Regions from separate parts of the Homo sapiens genome. Here regions 2, 3 and 4 are each linked to region 1. Evidence: chromatin loops called from intact Hi-C (ENCODE). Cell type or tissue: mammary epithelial cell. All regions are shown on one strand. Region 1 has its middle 75 kb from the start of TANC1. Region 2 overlaps PLA2R1 (phospholipase A2 receptor 1). Region 3 overlaps TANC1 (tetratricopeptide repeat, ankyrin repeat and coiled-coil containing 1). Region 4 has its middle 19 kb from the start of PKP4-AS1.

Region 1 (4,000 bases):
AAAAAAAAAAGAAAAAAAAGAAAGAAAAAAGAAAAAAAAGAAAAGCCTAAAAGGGTAAATTTTATGTGAGATATATTTTTTTACCACAATATTAAAAATATTGATTTGTAACATGGAAACATTGATGTCTACCACAATTTGCATAATGCTATTTTGGCATAGGTTTCTTTCTTCTTTTCTTTTCTTTTTTTTTTTTTTGAGATGGAGTCTTGCTCTGTTGCCCATGCTGGAGTGCAGTGGCACGATCTCAGCTCACTGCAACCTCCACCTCCCGGGTTCAAGCAATTCTCCTGCCTCAGCCTCCCAAGTAGCTGGGACTATAGGGGCATGCCGCCACACTGGGCTAATATTTTGTATTTCGTATTCGTCTCGAACTCTTGACCTCAAGTGATCCACCCGCCTTGGCCTCTGAAAGTGCTGGGATTACAGGCGTGAGCCACCTTGCCCGGCCTGGCATAGTTTCCTTTTGAAAAAAAGTTAGCACTGGAGCTAACCTCCTAAGTACCTTTGTGCAGGTGAGAAAAAGCAACTTTTCCTCAGATACTTTGCTGCCATCTGCAAAAAAACGTATCCTAATGCACGTGCAAATCTACAATGACTTCAGTATGAAGGGAGCCCCCTAGAGTTGTGCAGTATACTACCTGCACAGGTTGTTCAAAGAGTCCCCAACAAAACACAAGTGCCCAGGCCTCTCTATCTCTGCAAATAGTCTGGGGTGACTGGTGGTGGGAAAAAAATAAATATAAAATATGAAAAAATAAAAATATAAAAATATAAAAAATAAAAAATAAATTTTTTTTTAATATGGAAAGTTTGGATTATACTGGTTGTAGCTGTTGAAAATGCTGTTCCATCAACATTAATAAGCCAAAAACAAAGTCTCCCAAGGTGCCCAGCTGACAATTCAGGAGGTGGCTTTGAACAAGAAGTGGTGGGAATGATGTGTCAGGAAAGAAAGAAGCCACTGCCAGGGTCGGCCTTATTCATGGATAAACAGATTTATATTATGCGAACACTGAAGAGGCCCTGTGCACATTTCTATTCTCTAGTTTTGGGGATGCCTAAAATTCCAACGACTTTCTTCATGACTTATAGCTTGTCAGAACTACAAAGAGCCTTTGACGTCACCTGGTTCTAATCTCCAATTTCTCAGATGAGACACTGCAGTCTAGAAATGTTAAATGACTCAGCCACAGGCACACACTAGTTGGTATTTTGCTTTGCTCTCTACCTGAGAATCTGGCAGGGAAGAGGGTCCTCCAAGAGAGGAGAGAATATCAAAATGGGCAGGGACGTGGTTCTAGAGACAGGGGTGCTCCACTTCACAGTCATTATAATTTCCCTTTTCCCATAATCCCTAAGCCATAGGAGGGGTGAATGGGGAGGGAAAGGCAGAGGCTCGATAACATTGATAACCCTGAGAAGCATACTAAAGCTTAAGAAGAATCTATAAGTAGTGTGTATTTGACTTTTCATTCATTTATTCACTAAATACATTGAGCATCAACTTAAGACAAGCATTATGTACTTGAGGGTCTTGTGAACTAGTTGGGGAGAGAGACATGTAAACAGATAAATTATAGTAAGACCTGTAATATGCTGATTTAGATGTATGAACCTAGTGCTGAGGGGACCCTGAGGTGGGAACAACTCTTTTTCCACAGAGGCCTTGGGGAAAGCTTTCCAGAGGAAGCAATATTGGAGTGGGTTTTGAAGGGTGAATAGGAGTTTAGCAGGTGGGAAGGGTGTGAGGGAAGGTTCTAAGAATTCCGGGTGGAAATAATAGCCTGTGCCCTGGGGTAGGGTCTAGAGAGTGTGATCCCTTTAGGAATGGCAGGAGCACCCTGTGTTTTAGTAGCACATGGGAGTTGACCTGGGCCAAGGTACCGAGTTGGCATTTTATCCTGTAGCCAAGCAAGTCAACAAAGGCTGTGAAGCAGAGTGTGACAGGATTCCTTGTGGAAGGAGAGAAGGACTCTGGCTTCCAAGGAGGATGAACAGCAGTGAGAGAGAGCAGAGTTGGGGAGACGGGGCAGGGGCTGTGAACACTCAGGCTGTGCTCCATCAGTGAACGAACTTGCCAGGACAAGCCGGGCAGCGGGGTGGAGAATGGCTCAGCCCCAACCCCCTGCAGCCATCTGTTCCTCCACACGCACACTGTGCCTCCTCCCACTCCTGAGCCGGCAGAACTTCTGCCACTGACATTTGAAACAGTGGGGGAGTTGAAAGAGGGAGGCCTGTGGCGAATGCCCCCCACCCCATCCCTCCTTGGGCTTGCTTGGTCTGAATGTGGGATATGATGTATGTGGTTACACGTGTGGCACCTACCTCTAGCAGTCAGGAGGTGAACCAGGAATGTCACTTTATTCCTTCCAATGGAAACGAACTGCCTCTGATACTGAGCATAGCAGGAGAAACTGAGCATCTGGGTGTAAAGCAGAGAAGACTGCTAGTGGGAGAGAAAAGGGCTTTAGTCTGGTAGTGGCTGGTACCAGGAGAACTACATTAGAGCAAGCCTAAGGTTGTCACCAACTTCTGTAGGAACAGGCAGAGGGTTTGTGGCCAGGTAGTCGGCTCAACTCCAGAGGCTGAGCTGACATATTGGACCCTCAGCCTTTGGGCTAATGTAGCCTTAGTCTGAACCAGCTGAGGACATTTTCTAGCTGAGGGTTTGAGGAGAGTTCCTTGTTTGGTAGCCCCCAGCTCAGCACAATGCCGGGTTCAGTAAATGATTCCTAAATGGAATCAAACTCAAGTGAGGAACCTACTGAGAGTCTTCACTTGTAACTGTACACACCTGTATATAGCCCCATGGCTTGTAGCAACATGTTTTTTAAAAGCTGCACATTGGCCACACACAGTGGCTCAAGCCTGTGATCCCAGCACTTTGGGAGCCTGAGGTGGGTGGATTGCTTAAGCCTAGGAGTTGGAGACCAGCCTGGGCAACATGGTGAAACCCCATCTCTACAAAAAATACAAAAATTAGCCAAGCATGGTAGTGTGTGCCTGTAGTCCCAGCTACTCAGAAGGCTGAGGTGGGAGGGTCACTTGAGCCCAGGAAGTCGAGGCTGCAGTGAGCTGTGATGGTGCCACTGCACTGCAGCCTGGGTGACAGAGCGAGACTCTGTCTCAACAACAACAACAACAACAACAACAAATCTGCACGCTATTATCTGGACAGGTGAATATTGAGAGAAGGAGGCGCAAAAAGCATGTGGGGGGGGCAGGAACCATGAACAGAGGCAGGGAGCAGAGAGAGAATGGTGCTGAGCAGGGGCTTGGAGGCCCCTTGTGTAAATGCAGAAGAGATGTTTAACCTTTAGTTGCCTGACAGAGAAAATGGAATGTTCCAGGGAGCAGTGGTGGTGACAGTGGTAGAGGACACTTGAGGGGCTTGCACACCTAAAGAGAAGTTTCTCAATATTTTAAATAACCACTATGGCCATACTGGTGCATGTGGTTACTGAGGGCAAAAGATGAGGGGGCAGGAAAAGACCTAGGCAAGTGCCACAGCAGGACTTACCAAGACAGCTTCATGGCAGACAGACTGCTGCAGTGTCCAGGGTGGAGAAATTGGGAAATAATAATAATAGTAATACTTTCCAGGTTCTCCACACTTAGGTAAGTCATTTAATCCTCACCACAATTCCATGAAGTAGATACATTAATTTTCCTTATTTTACAGATGAGGAAAATTGAAGAGTGCTCCGGATCATAAAGTAATTGAAGAAAAACAATGGGTAAAACATAAGCCCCCTACTGTCTCGTAGGAATTTAAAAACCATAGCCACCCTGTCACAACCTGCTCTCTACCCAAGGTCTCCCATGACTGCAACGCACACCAAAACCTTGTTTGTAACTGATGGATTTGAAGGTGGGAGATTCAAGTAGAATATGTGAGAAATAGCTTTAACATTTTACAACCAAATCAATAAAAGCTAAAAACACAGTTGCCTCTCCCTGTATTAACCAGTGCTGGGAACAGGCAAAAATATGTGAG
Region 2 (4,000 bases), 1.1 Mb before region 1:
AATGATTAGATTCAATTTTAGTGATCAATTTGTTGAATACCCTTCAAACATTAACTTATAAATTTTCACTTCTCTAACCAAAGACATGAGTGTTTTTTAAAGAATATGCTTATGAAACCATCCCGACAATCTAGCCATAAACATATCCATCACCTCCAAAAGCTTTCTTTCCTGCTCTATTCATTTATTTATTTATTCACTAATTCATTCATTTTTGTGATGAGAACTCTTAACATAAAATCTACCCTCTTAGCTGGGCGCGGTGGTTCACACCTGTAATCCCAGTACTTTGGGAGGCCAAGGAGGGCGGATCGCCTGAGGTCAGGAGTTCAAGACCAGCCTGGCCAACATGGAGAAACTCTCTCTCTACTAAAAATACAAAAATTAGCTGGGCGTGGTGGTGCGCACCTGTAGACCCAGCTACTTGGGGGGGCTAAGGTAGGAGAATCACTTGAACCCGTGAGGCAGAGGCTGCCGTGAGCCGAGATCGTGCCACTGTACTCAGCCTGGGTGACAGAGAGAGACTCCATCTCAAAAAAAATCTACCACCTTAGAAAAATTTTAAGTATATGATACAATATTGTTAACTATAGGTACTATGCTACATATGAGTATATTTTTTAAATTTAATAGAATATTATATCTTCAATCCCTACCTCAGAACTCTAAGAATGATGTTGGAGACTGGACATGCAGAATGAGAGAAGACCTTAACATTTTTAATCTTCCCACAGCTGGAGAGATGGAACACCAGTGATATACCAGAACTGGGACACAGGAAGAGAAAGAACTGTGAATAATCAGAGCCAGAGATGTGGCTTTATTTCTTCTATAACAGGTTATTTTACTTACCCATTTTTGGGTTTATAATACAAACTGATAATTTTCAGGAGGCTTAAAGTCTTTTCCTTGCATCATTTCCATGAGAAGTTTCTGTTTATTTCTCTTTTCAGTTGACGTGTTCAGTTTTGTCTGCCATAAGGCTTAAGGATGGCCATTTTTTTCTGTTCAATCCATGCATTCATGTTCTTGGAAATAATTTACATCTGAATAAGTCCTTCCTCATAAATCAAGACAGCACCAGAAATGGGCCCAATGAAACTTTAAAGAAATATATGCCTGACAAATACTTTTTTCTATGGTATTTCAATGGAAGCACTTTTTAAAAAAATCTATTCCTATATCCAATTTATAATGGGCCAGAACTTTAACCTCTGTGAAATTTACTTCCATTTTCCTATTTAATAAATGTTTTGATTCAAGTCAGTATTCTTTTTTCTTTTACTACCTGTCATCAATTGCTGCTTGCTTTAGAATGGCAACTGTTTGCAAGTTGGATTTAGAAGCACATTTAGGTTGAAGATTGGTTTTTTAAATTCTCCTCATCAGTGCAGTGTAGTTAGGTTGATTGTCCACTCATTCCCCTTCTTTCTAACCAATAAAAGATAATGATACCCATTACTCTAACAGATTCATAACTAACCTGTGCCCCAGGCCAGGAGAGGGATAAACACAGAAAATAATTTTGGGTGTGAGGGCCTCTGCAGAGAGTTAGGAAAGGAAAATCCGTGTGGTTAATCAGCCTGCTTTTACCAGCAGGTGTCACAACAGCCTACAGAAAGGACTGTTTTGAGCGTCTGGGAGAATAGCAGCTAATCTGCATTGAAAATAGCATTCCAGCCCTTCCTTCAAAATGCCAACATCTTTTGGGCTCATATTCCTGATCTAGAAAACTGAGCCTGCCCTTGCAATTGGCATGCATTCTGCCCTGTTCTGGAATTTATGACTTGGATGCCAATAAAATGCATTCTATAATCCTTATTCTGAAAATATAGCTCTTCTAAATTAAAAAAAAAAAAAAGCAGTTAGTTTGTCGGAGGCTAAGGATTTGAGGATATTTCTTACTGAAGACATGTCTATATGTGAGTCTGGTTTACTTAAGGATCAGTATTAAATGCTGTTTTCTTGGAAGTTCTTGAGTTAATTTTTCTAAATTATTATATTTTCTAAAGAATTATAAAGTAGAAATTATCTACTGTTTTAGAATCTTTTTCCTCTCTGTACATTGAAATTGAACATTTTAAAATGAAATTGTTACCCTACAAAGTATTCTTTTGCTACACAAGTCAAATATTCTTAAGATTTTAATCAGTTCTATGATTCAAATTGCAGTATTTATTTAGATTTTTTTAATTTGCAAAATTTTTACATTCTTAAATTAAAATTACTGAGTTGGCCTTGCCCAGTTAGCTGTTGTCCCTAGAGAAATCTAAGATCAGTAGTTTAGTTCAGTTTCTAGATTTTAAAAAATAAATTATGAAAAACCATAGCCTCATAAAAATAGTGATCAATAGAGAATGCCTTCAAAGAATCGCCATTGTTCCTAAGCCATTTCTAACCCATTTTCTCCTCCAGGACTCTGGGGTAGTGAAGAGTGTTCAGTTTCTATGCCTAGTATCTGTAAGCGAAAAAAGGTTTGGCTCATAGAGAAAAAGAAAGATACACCAAAACAACATGGAACGTGTCCCAAAGGATGGCTATATTTTAACTATAAGGTAAGCTTGTTTTTCAAAAGTTGCCTTTGTTTCTCTTTTGTAGACACTAATTTTGGAAAGTGTTCAAAAAGTGAAAGTGGCTTTTGAAAGCTGTGAGTTGTCCATAGGACCTGGAATTTTTTTGTCACAACTTTCAAGAAATTTGAGTTTTCCATTTAGTAACAAATCTTTTGGAACAAAAGATTTTTGTCAAAAACAGCCTGGACACTGCCCCTCGTTTCTATACTCAGTTTTACTGTTGGCATAGTCATTTATTGTGCTGTATGAATGTTTCATTAGGTGTAACATATGTATGTATATGTATGTATGCATGTGTGTGTGCATATGCATGTGTGTGTGTGCTCATGTGCGTGCGTGTGTGTGCACGTGTATGTATGTGCCTGCATGCCTGTGTGTCTAGGTTCTGCTCCCAAATAAGCTGTAAATTTCAGAGGACCCAGACTCCATCTCCTACTCTTGTGTTTTCCCTGCCTGGAGCCGGCATAGAGCTCTGCCCACTAGTGAATTGAGGGACTAATAACTTAGCTTGGTCAATGTCATCTTAAGCCTCATAAAGCTGGTGCTTCCATGCAGATTTGAATTAAGAAAAAAAAAATTGCCAGTGGGGATATTTTAAACCAGATTTATTATTTCTGATGCTGCCTTCAATTAAGGCCTAGTCTCCCTCCACTCTTCATATTTTATAATAAAATAACTTTATAGGCCTTAGGTGGAAGTAATTAAAATGCATCCCAAATTATAATTGTTTAACTCTTAGAAAATTAAAAAACCCAAACTGTGTCATCATTTCATATGCTAATATGAAATTCCTCTTCAATTGTGGACAGCCAATTTTTAATCTAAGTGTTCAGTTATATTGGCAGGGCTTTCTCTCCTTTGTGATCTTCCTCCCATTGTTAATTTGAGAAATGAGGCCACTTGGATTTTTCACACATTCATTGAGTACCCACCAGACATTTGGCACTGACTTTTAAATTTTTTTAATATCTGGTAAATACACACAATATAGAATTCACCATTCTAGCCATTTTTGTCTACTGTTTACTAGTGTTAAGTATCACATACTCACACTGTCATTCAACAAATCTCCAGACCTTTTCCATCTTGCAAAACTGAAACTGTACCCATTAAACGACTCCCTGTTCTTCCTACTCTGAACCCCTTGGCAACTGCTGTTCTACTTTCTGTGTCTTTGAAATTGACTAATTTAGATACCTCATGTAAGTGGAATCAGACAGTATTTGCCTTTTTGTGACTGGCTTATTTCAGTTAGCATAATGTCCTCAAGGTTCACCCACACTGGCATGCGACAGGACTTCCTTTTGACGGTTGGACAATATTCCATTGTATGGATATACTACATTTTGTTTATCCAGTCATCCATTGGTGGACATTTGAGTTACGTCCCCCCTTAGCTAATTGATTGTATGTTTATTTCTTATATC
Region 3 (4,000 bases), 260 kb before region 1:
AGAAAAATAAAATCAGTGTCGGTCCAGGGCCCTATAGGTAGTTTGGTGGGATCCAAATCAAGTTATAGGCTTAAATGAACATCAAGAAGAAAGCTAACTGTAACCTGACTACAGCATTAGCCCAGAATTGTTCAGGAACTAAGGACCAGAGATACCAAACATATGCCACAAACAATTCATCAGAACCTTCTCTTTGAGCTACAGAGAAGACAAGGGTGAAAAGAGCAAGGGGCTTGCTGCAACCTTGGCTTCTCCCCTCTAGGGGGTCCACAAGGAGGTATGCGTCTCCAGACCCGGTACCATTTTGGGCAATGGACATTTTTGTCTTTATAAACACCACCTTCCACATGTGTTTTCTCTCTTTCCACTAGCTATCAGGAAACTTAGGAGTAAAGCTTTCTGCCCACTTATAAGAAGAATACAGTCTTATGAATGTGACTCCTCAATGCATCTTTTCTCTTGCCCTATTTCATACTTTCCCCAACTCATACCTTCATGGAAAAGGAAAAATCTTGGTTTATTACATGTCTGTTTTGAGCATTTCAAATTCACTGGTGAGGAATTAAGTAATGATCCTTAAGAAATCACAACAGTGGCTAAGATGAATATTGGAATACTGTTTACTATATGCCAGGCTTCATTCTAAGTTCTTTTTGCACTTCAACTCACTGACTCTCATTAACAGCCCTATGGACAGGAAAGCCCCAGAATGCCCTAAGTCCCACTCTATCCTAGAATGGGGCTCTACATGGTTTTTTTTTGTTTCGAGACAGGGTCTCGCTCTGTTGCCCAGGCTGGAGTACAGTGGTGCAATGACAGCTCACTGCAGCCTCGACCTCACGGGCTCAAACGATCTTTCCACCTCAGCCTCCTGAGTAGCTGGGACCACAGGCATGCACCACCAGCACCCCTGGCTCATTTTTAAGTTTTTTTGTAGAAACAAAATCTCCCTATGTTGCCCAGGCTGGTTTTGAACTAATGGGCTCAAGCGATCCTCCCACCTCAGCCTCACATGGTGATGGGATAACAGGCGTGACCCACCATGCCCGGCCTCTCTACACTGCTCTGATCATACCATACTATTAAGACAAGACTTGGCATACATCCCAAATACATGTACTATAAATTATGTACATATACTATTATAATAGAAAATACGCATTTTGAGAGGACTCTCTGAAGAGAGTGATTTGTCCTTCCCTGGGTTGCAGAGAAAATTAGACATAAGGGCATATGTCAAGTGCCTCAGGCATCATGAATGCTCAGGAATGTTTTCCTCCCCACACAACTGAAGAAAAATAAAGTAGCACTTAAAAAGCAAACATTTTTTAACCTCTGTATTTAGCTTAGTGGTTGACAGGAAGAATTTAAAGTTAAAACACTGGACCAATGAATTAAGGATCAAACAAGAAAGGAACATAATGGCCGCTCATAAAAGTGGATGAAAGGAAGAAGTGAATAGAAAAGGAAAAGCCCACTACTGTAGCGAGACTGCCTCCTGTGACTAAGAACTTTCCAAATTAGGTTTCACTGCTGCAGAGGAAGTCCGATCAGGAAAAGATCAGAGACAAGTCAAGGCAACGCGCGCAGAAGTCTGTAGGCCTCTTGGCTGACAGGTGGCGTCCCTCTCTTGTGCACCCACACCTCACACCCAGCAGGCATTCAAGCCACCAGGCCACATTTTGGATTTTCCCAAGTGTGTAAGGGAAAGCCTGCACAATGAAACCGGCCTGACTTAAACCTTTCTGGCCAGAATTGCCAGACTGTACTTTTATTTCCACCCCTACCTAGGCCCGGCCACCTGCAAACTAACCAACCACAGAGAACAAAGTCCCTGGTTCACCTGCGGCCACAGCTTTTAACCTGAGGGGTCTAGTGAAGGCACTTAAGCCACCTTGCCTGGAATGCCAACAGAATGTCCCAGGTGGGACCCCCGCCCCAACCCTGCATGGTAACCTTCAGCTTCAGGAGACTTCTGGCTTCTCCTTCTGCAACTGCCCAGCCCCATCCAATGCGCCACAGGGCCCTGCTCCCTCTCTGGCCTTGCTCTGGGAGCCCCGTATGCTGGCTTGTGACAGCCAGATCTCTGTACGAAATTTCTAGCTCAGTGCTCACCTGTGTTGCGCAAGGCATGCTCTGCTATGACATGCAGCAAGGCCAGGGGCCCGAGCCGCACATTCCCAGCCACATTCATCAGGCTCTTCAACTAAGGAAACACCTAAAGGAATGGCTGGGAGCAGGTGGTGCTGGGCGGGGAGGATGGGACCCACCACACTGCCCAACTGAGAAGTCTCCAGAGACAAGTCTAAGGACTTAAATAACATGACATTTTCCAGAAAAAGCACAGTGTTTTGATAAAGCCTCACATAACCTGTGCACAGACACTGGAGCTTCTCACACAGTCTAATGACCCTTTTCCAGACTTTGGAAAAGAGTTCGATTAGTGGTATCATTATGCGCCCACAGCATACATCTTCCGTCAGAGGTATCAATCACTGTCATGTCTTAAATTCTTCTCAGTAATTCACAACTTGCTCAGACTCTCCACAGAACAGAAGACCATTTTGTAGTCCCACAAGTGGACAAGTTTTGACAATAGATGCTGTGCCTTATCTTTATTGTCCCAGTACTGAACATGCTTGCTCCTGGTACACAGTAGGCGCCAATAAATGCTTGCTACACCAATAGAACAGCCTGAAGAATCCAACTACAGTCTGAATAAAAGTACAGCAGGCTCTTTGCTGACTCAAATCATTGCCAAGAATTTCTTTCCCACATTAAGCATATTACCAAATTATATACATAAAGAAAAATTCTTCTCTTCACCCAAGAGATTTTAAAAAAAAGGCTTCTATAATTAAGGATGATTTTAAAAATTGCAGGCAACGTAGCAAAATGAATATTAACCCAGACTTGAAACAGTCTAAATAGTTATTACCAAATCAATTTCAAAGCATTTCAATTTAGTAGTGAGCAGGGCGATACAGGTGGCAACAAAGCAGTATTAGCATAAAATCAAAAGGGCAGGATTTACAACAAGTCAAAAAGGAAAATAAAGTACAATTAATTCATCTTTGTGTGCCTCTGCATCTGATTATCTCCCTTGGGGCACAAAGTCCAGGAAATAAAAGGTCTAAAGCTACCTCTGGAATCACTTTCATTTTATAAGCCTAGCAGGAGGTAGGAGAGAGTCAAAGGAAGATAAAAGTCAGCCCATGATAATTTTTTTTTAAACATCCTAAGCAACTAGGCAGAAAAATAAATATTATCAAACTCTAGCAAGATACTCTAGCAGGATACTAACCAGGTGTCTAATATTTTACTGCAAGCTACTTCTGCAGAAGTGTTTCTACGAAGGTATTCCCCTGTCTAAATGCATACCTGCCTCTCTGCTTCAAACTGAGCAAGAAGAAAACAAATGTAAGCATGAGGAAAGCAAAGGAAAGGCATTCAGAAGAGCTTGAATTCTGAGCACTTAATCACCCAGAAAGCCACCTAGCCAGGTGGAATGTGGCGGCTCATGCCTGCCAGCTCAGGTGCTGAGAGCTGGGCAGGTAGATTACATACCTGCTCTGTGTGGCAGACACACCCAGCTGGGGAGAGGCAGCCACTGTTCCCTCAGGGTCCCCTCCCTTCATGGAACTGTCCTAGCACCGTTTCTCCAAAGGAGGCCGATTCAGGACACTACAAAAATGCTCCGGAGATTACACATCTCAACAGGTAAAGAAAGGCAGATTAAAAAGACGAATGGAGAGAGTGACTGACTTAACGGCCCCTCCCTCAGCCAGAATAAGTCCTTCCCCTCTGCACATCTATCATTAATGGATAGGAAGGATTTCTTTTTATTTTGATAGGAAAGCTGGGTTTTCTTTGTTTCTTCTCATCCAGGCTCTATCCTCTTTCTTCCTAAATGCAGAAATAGCCTATTTTCTTGAAACTAATATACACACTTAAAATTTTATCACGATATGTACATAAACACAAATTAAATTTATCTCAA
Region 4 (4,000 bases), 140 kb after region 1:
TGCTATATTGTGATTCTCTGTTCACGTGTCTCTTTGTGTTAGACTTGGCAGTTGCAGACTGGCATTGCTTGTGGGCAGAGAGCCTCTGGTGCCTGCAGAATGTGGACTGGCCACCTCGTAGGTGGGCAATGGGTGTCTAGGAATGTGTTACTAGGAGGGCACAGGGGCGCCCCCTCTTGGCGAGCAGGAATAAGCCTACACACTCTCTCACCTTCCCTGGCCCTGACACTAGCATAACACACTTTATTGACTTTAAAGCGATGAAACGAAGGCAAATGAGACACCAGATGGGCAAGCATGCTGAGCTCTTTGGAGAAAAGAGGCTGTGTAAATCCAAGTCTTTCTTTTATTGAAGAAACAAGGCAAATGACTCCAAATTGTCTTTACTTTATTGTGCCTGAAAAAAGAAAAGTCAGTCCAGATCATGGAAATGGCATTCGGTGGCATCTGAATGGAATCCTCATGCACTAAATGCAAGACTTATGGGCAAGCTGTGAGTCTGGGGTGCTGCACTGTCATCTAGTGATGAGGTGAGAGTGTGCCCCTGCATGACTAAGCCCTTCCTTTTCATTTGTTGTCTGTTGCTGTAAAATTGGAGGAGCATATGAATCCTTCCTGCTGCCCACGTGAGAACATTTGTCACTTCCCATTTATCAAAAGACACCACAAAGGTGCTAAGCTCCAGCAAGGCAAAGGTAAATACAATCTCATCCTACTCTCAATGTGTCCACATGTCAGATGCCACATGCTTTGAAGCCACATACCTGGAATATTTTGAAAGAAAGAAATCTCAGTGGGAAGGAATATAAAATTTGCTTGCAGGCACACATGAAAGATATGAGCAGTTACAGGTCCTTTATTTGGGTTTTATTTGGTCAGTTGGGTCCCATCGTTAGACAAAAAGCTAAATATTTTTCACATGTGTTGGCAGTTTTAGGGCTGTTATAACATTGACTTTTCTAGTACCAATAGATGGGCAGTACGTTAAGTCAGAGAGAAGCATTTGACTATGAGCTTTTCTCAACTGAAGTTACAATAGTTTCCCTTTATCTGTGGGTGATACATTCCAAGACCCCCAGTGGATGCCTGAACCATATATATATTATGTCTTTTGCTATATATATGTACCTACGATAAAGTTTAATGTATAAACTAGGCACAATAAGAGATGAATAACAATAATAATAAAATAGAACAGGCCAGGCACAGTGGCTCACACCTATAATCCCAGCACTTTGGGAGGCTGAGGCGGGTGGATCACCTCTCTACTAAAAATACAAAAATTAGTCGGGCCTGGTGGCAGGCGCCTGTAATCCCAGCTATTCGGGAGGCTGAGGCAGGAGAATGGCTTGAACCTGGGAAGTGGAGGTTGCAGTGAACCGAGATTGCACCACTGCACTCCAGCCTGGGCAACAGAGCGAGACTCCATTTCAAAAACAAAAAAGAAACAAAACAAAACAAAAAAACCAACCAAACAAAAACAAACCCTAGACCATTCTGTCCACACAGGCATCAGCTTCTTATCAAATATTTTCCCATCAGAAATAACTTTCCCTTCCCAAGATGACTTCTGGCTAGTTGATTTTCTCCAGCTCAGCATCCTTGCTTTGCAAACCCAATCAAGCCTTAGGAGCTCTGTGCTGGGAAGCTAATCCTGGGAAGCTTCAGTAAGACCTGCGAGGATTTGTGCACCGCTCAGACGTCCATTTCAATATTCACGACCTGTATTTGGCATTTTCAATAAAATTCAAAAGCAAATGGCTTTCCACCATTACAGCTTATTATGTAGGTGTTAGGAGGCATTCTCTTCTTGTCTCCCATACTCTGTAGCGGTTCCTCCTGCTGTTTTCTGTGGAAATGACCATCTGGTTGGGACTTCCTAGAGATGACCACTAGAGGGCACATGATTCCCAGCTCACAAGCCCTTTACACCGCCAATTCCTGGGGCTTTGCTGCAGAAAAAGACAGTTTTTGTTTGTTTGTTTGTTTGTTTGTTTTCCCTCAGAAACAGGAGGAAAGCACTTGAAATTCCCTGGATGCAGCTAAGACATTTTCTTCAGCATTCATCTGTGAAATGCTGGCTGCAAGCAGACATTCTGGCGGGTAGAGGAAGGACTGTATTCTCTGTTCCCGTCACTCATTCCCACCAAGGGGAGGAGAAAAGGGCTGCAGAAAGCTGCTCAAATGAGTTTTGTTCTTTCTCAGATGGCTAAAGAGAATATACTTGTAGGCCACATGCGTCTATTCAGGCCTCATGGTGTAGTGAAAAGAATGTGTTTTGGAAGTAGACAAACCTGGGATTTATTTCCCACACGCAGGCTTCCTGCCAAGAGGGTGCACTGGCCCGGTCTGCCGGCTCCTCTCCCAAGTCAGCCCTGGAGAAGCTCCAACATTAACTTGAAGGGAGGTAGGGGAGCGGTTAGGGAGACCAAATCACACGGGAGTGTCCCTTGGGCTCAGATACTCTGGAGGGAAAGAGAGAGTGATGGCACTGATAAATTAACGTGGGAAAATAAACATGAGTACGGTCAAACATTAGGAGTGACCAGGATAACATCAAAATTAGAATGCTTAACTTTAAACTAGTAGGTGAAAATCCATGGGAAGTGGAAATGGGAAAAAAAAGAAATTTTAAAATCTTGTATTATGAATGAAAAGTCTGAATTAAAATGCTGAACTAAGTCTTCATAAAATAGTAACTAAATATTGCTCAGCTGCTGCACTTACTAACTCCGTGACCTTGGATAGGTTGATAAACTTTCCTGAGCTTCAGTTTCCTCATCTCTAAAATGGGTAAACTTTGTATGGTCACAAGCTTTCTGGGAAAGTTGAATTCTACGATGCACATGAAACAGGCCTCCTGTGCCTGACCCCTGGGAGATGGCTGGCCTTCTAGTTCTCATCTCTCTTTTCTGTCTCTAGCACGTTTAACATCTGAACACCTATGCAGTCAACAATATTTCCTAAGTGTCTGTCAGGTTATGTTCAGCTGCAAGTGACAGAACACGTTACTTAAATAAACAACAAGGAAAACAGTATTATCTCTATAGTGAGATACAATCACAATATTATTATATAGGTAATATAGTGAAAAGGTATTATCTCATCACAAGAAGTCAAGCAGCAGGGCAGTTCCAGGGCTGGTTGATTCAACGTCTTAGCAAAATCATCAAGGACTTGGGTTCATTCCATACTTTGGCTCTGCCATCCTCAGCAGGTGAATATTTGTCCTTGTGCCTTTCATCATGGCTGTACAACAGCCGCCTCCCACTCACCTAAAAACAGGGATGGGTTGTTTCCTCTCCTGAAACTCTTTAAAATGTTCCTGAAACTGTTTCTCAGAAATCATCCCAGCATATCTCCCCTCATGTCTCACTGACCAGAGTGGGTCACATTGCGCATCCCTAAGTCAGCCTCTGGGAGGGTGAATAGGTTTCCATGATTGGAACAGACCAATCATGAATCAACCTTAGATCTCTCTTGGTCTTCTGGAGTTGTTGGTACTAGAAAAGAAATCAATTACGTAAAGAAAAAGGGAAAAAATGTCTGTTGGGTAGGCAACCAAGACTGTTTTCCAGGCCCTGTATTTGGTGTTGGGCATATAGTAGTTAATAAGTCAGATGCCATCCTGGAAAGCTTACAGTACGGAAGGTTATGGACAAGCAAACTGGTATTTACATTCTAGCGTCTAAGTACTATGCATAGAGAACTAAAGGGCAGTAGCTCATAACTGGTGGTGAAGAAAGACTTTCTGGAGGGGGTGCTGTTTGCCTGAGACCTGAAGGATAAGCTAGGCATTTTCCAGATGATCGGGTATAGAAGTAGAATAAGAGACTGAATGAAACCCTGGGAACAAGAGTGATTATGACATATTCAGGTAACTGAAAATGAGTTACGTGTGGGAGGGGATACTGGGATAGAGGAGGCTAAGGGGTCAGCAGAGGCCAGTCATGAAGGCCTCGGAAACCATGTTGGAATCACATTATGTGAGCAATGGTCT

What was found. Hi-C counts contacts between places; a loop is a spot of excess contacts. Peaks named below come from ENCODE experiments on the same cell type or tissue, not always from the same donor. Only the 100,000 strongest peaks of a DNase experiment are listed, where the experiment ranks them.
Region 2: a loop joins it to region 1, with 4 times the contacts of the local background. A loop is called at or near these places in 15 of 110 quality-filtered maps.
Region 3: it touches region 1 in a loop (2.8-fold over the local background); 7 of 110 quality-filtered maps call a loop at or near these places.
Region 4: it touches region 1 in a loop (5-fold over the local background); 2 of 110 quality-filtered maps call a loop at or near these places.

The regions. Positions count from the first base shown.
Region 1 is chr2:158,891,395-158,895,394 of GRCh38, reverse strand. No RefSeq gene overlaps it. Among named protein-coding and RNA genes, the nearest start is that of TANC1, 75 kb to the left of the region's middle. RefSeq lists an enhancer at 1,785-1,954. In mammary epithelial cell, no CTCF peak of the experiment used is centred here; DNase peaks (open chromatin) are centred at 1,134, 2,104 and 2,834; H3K27ac peaks cover 2,139 bases.
Region 2 is chr2:159,966,094-159,970,093 of GRCh38, reverse strand. It overlaps PLA2R1 (phospholipase A2 receptor 1), which reads left to right. Exons shown (of 30, transcript NM_007366.5): 19 at 735-838; 20 at 2,416-2,555. Among named protein-coding and RNA genes, the nearest start is that of LY75-CD302, 63 kb to the right of the region's middle. In mammary epithelial cell, a CTCF peak has its summit at 1,604 (motif pointing right); no DNase peak of the experiment used is centred here.
Region 3 is chr2:159,155,126-159,159,125 of GRCh38, reverse strand. The region is part of intron 7 of TANC1 (tetratricopeptide repeat, ankyrin repeat and coiled-coil containing 1); the gene reads right to left. Among named protein-coding and RNA genes, the nearest start is that of MIR6888, 30 kb to the left of the region's middle. In mammary epithelial cell, a CTCF peak has its summit at 1,615; DNase peaks (open chromatin) are centred at 1,585, 2,125 and 3,525; H3K27ac peaks cover 3,199 bases.
Region 4 is chr2:158,752,100-158,756,099 of GRCh38, reverse strand. No RefSeq gene overlaps it. Among named protein-coding and RNA genes, the nearest start is that of PKP4-AS1, 19 kb to the right of the region's middle. In mammary epithelial cell, CTCF peaks have their summits at 170 (motif pointing left), 535 and 1,897 (motif pointing right); no DNase peak of the experiment used is centred here.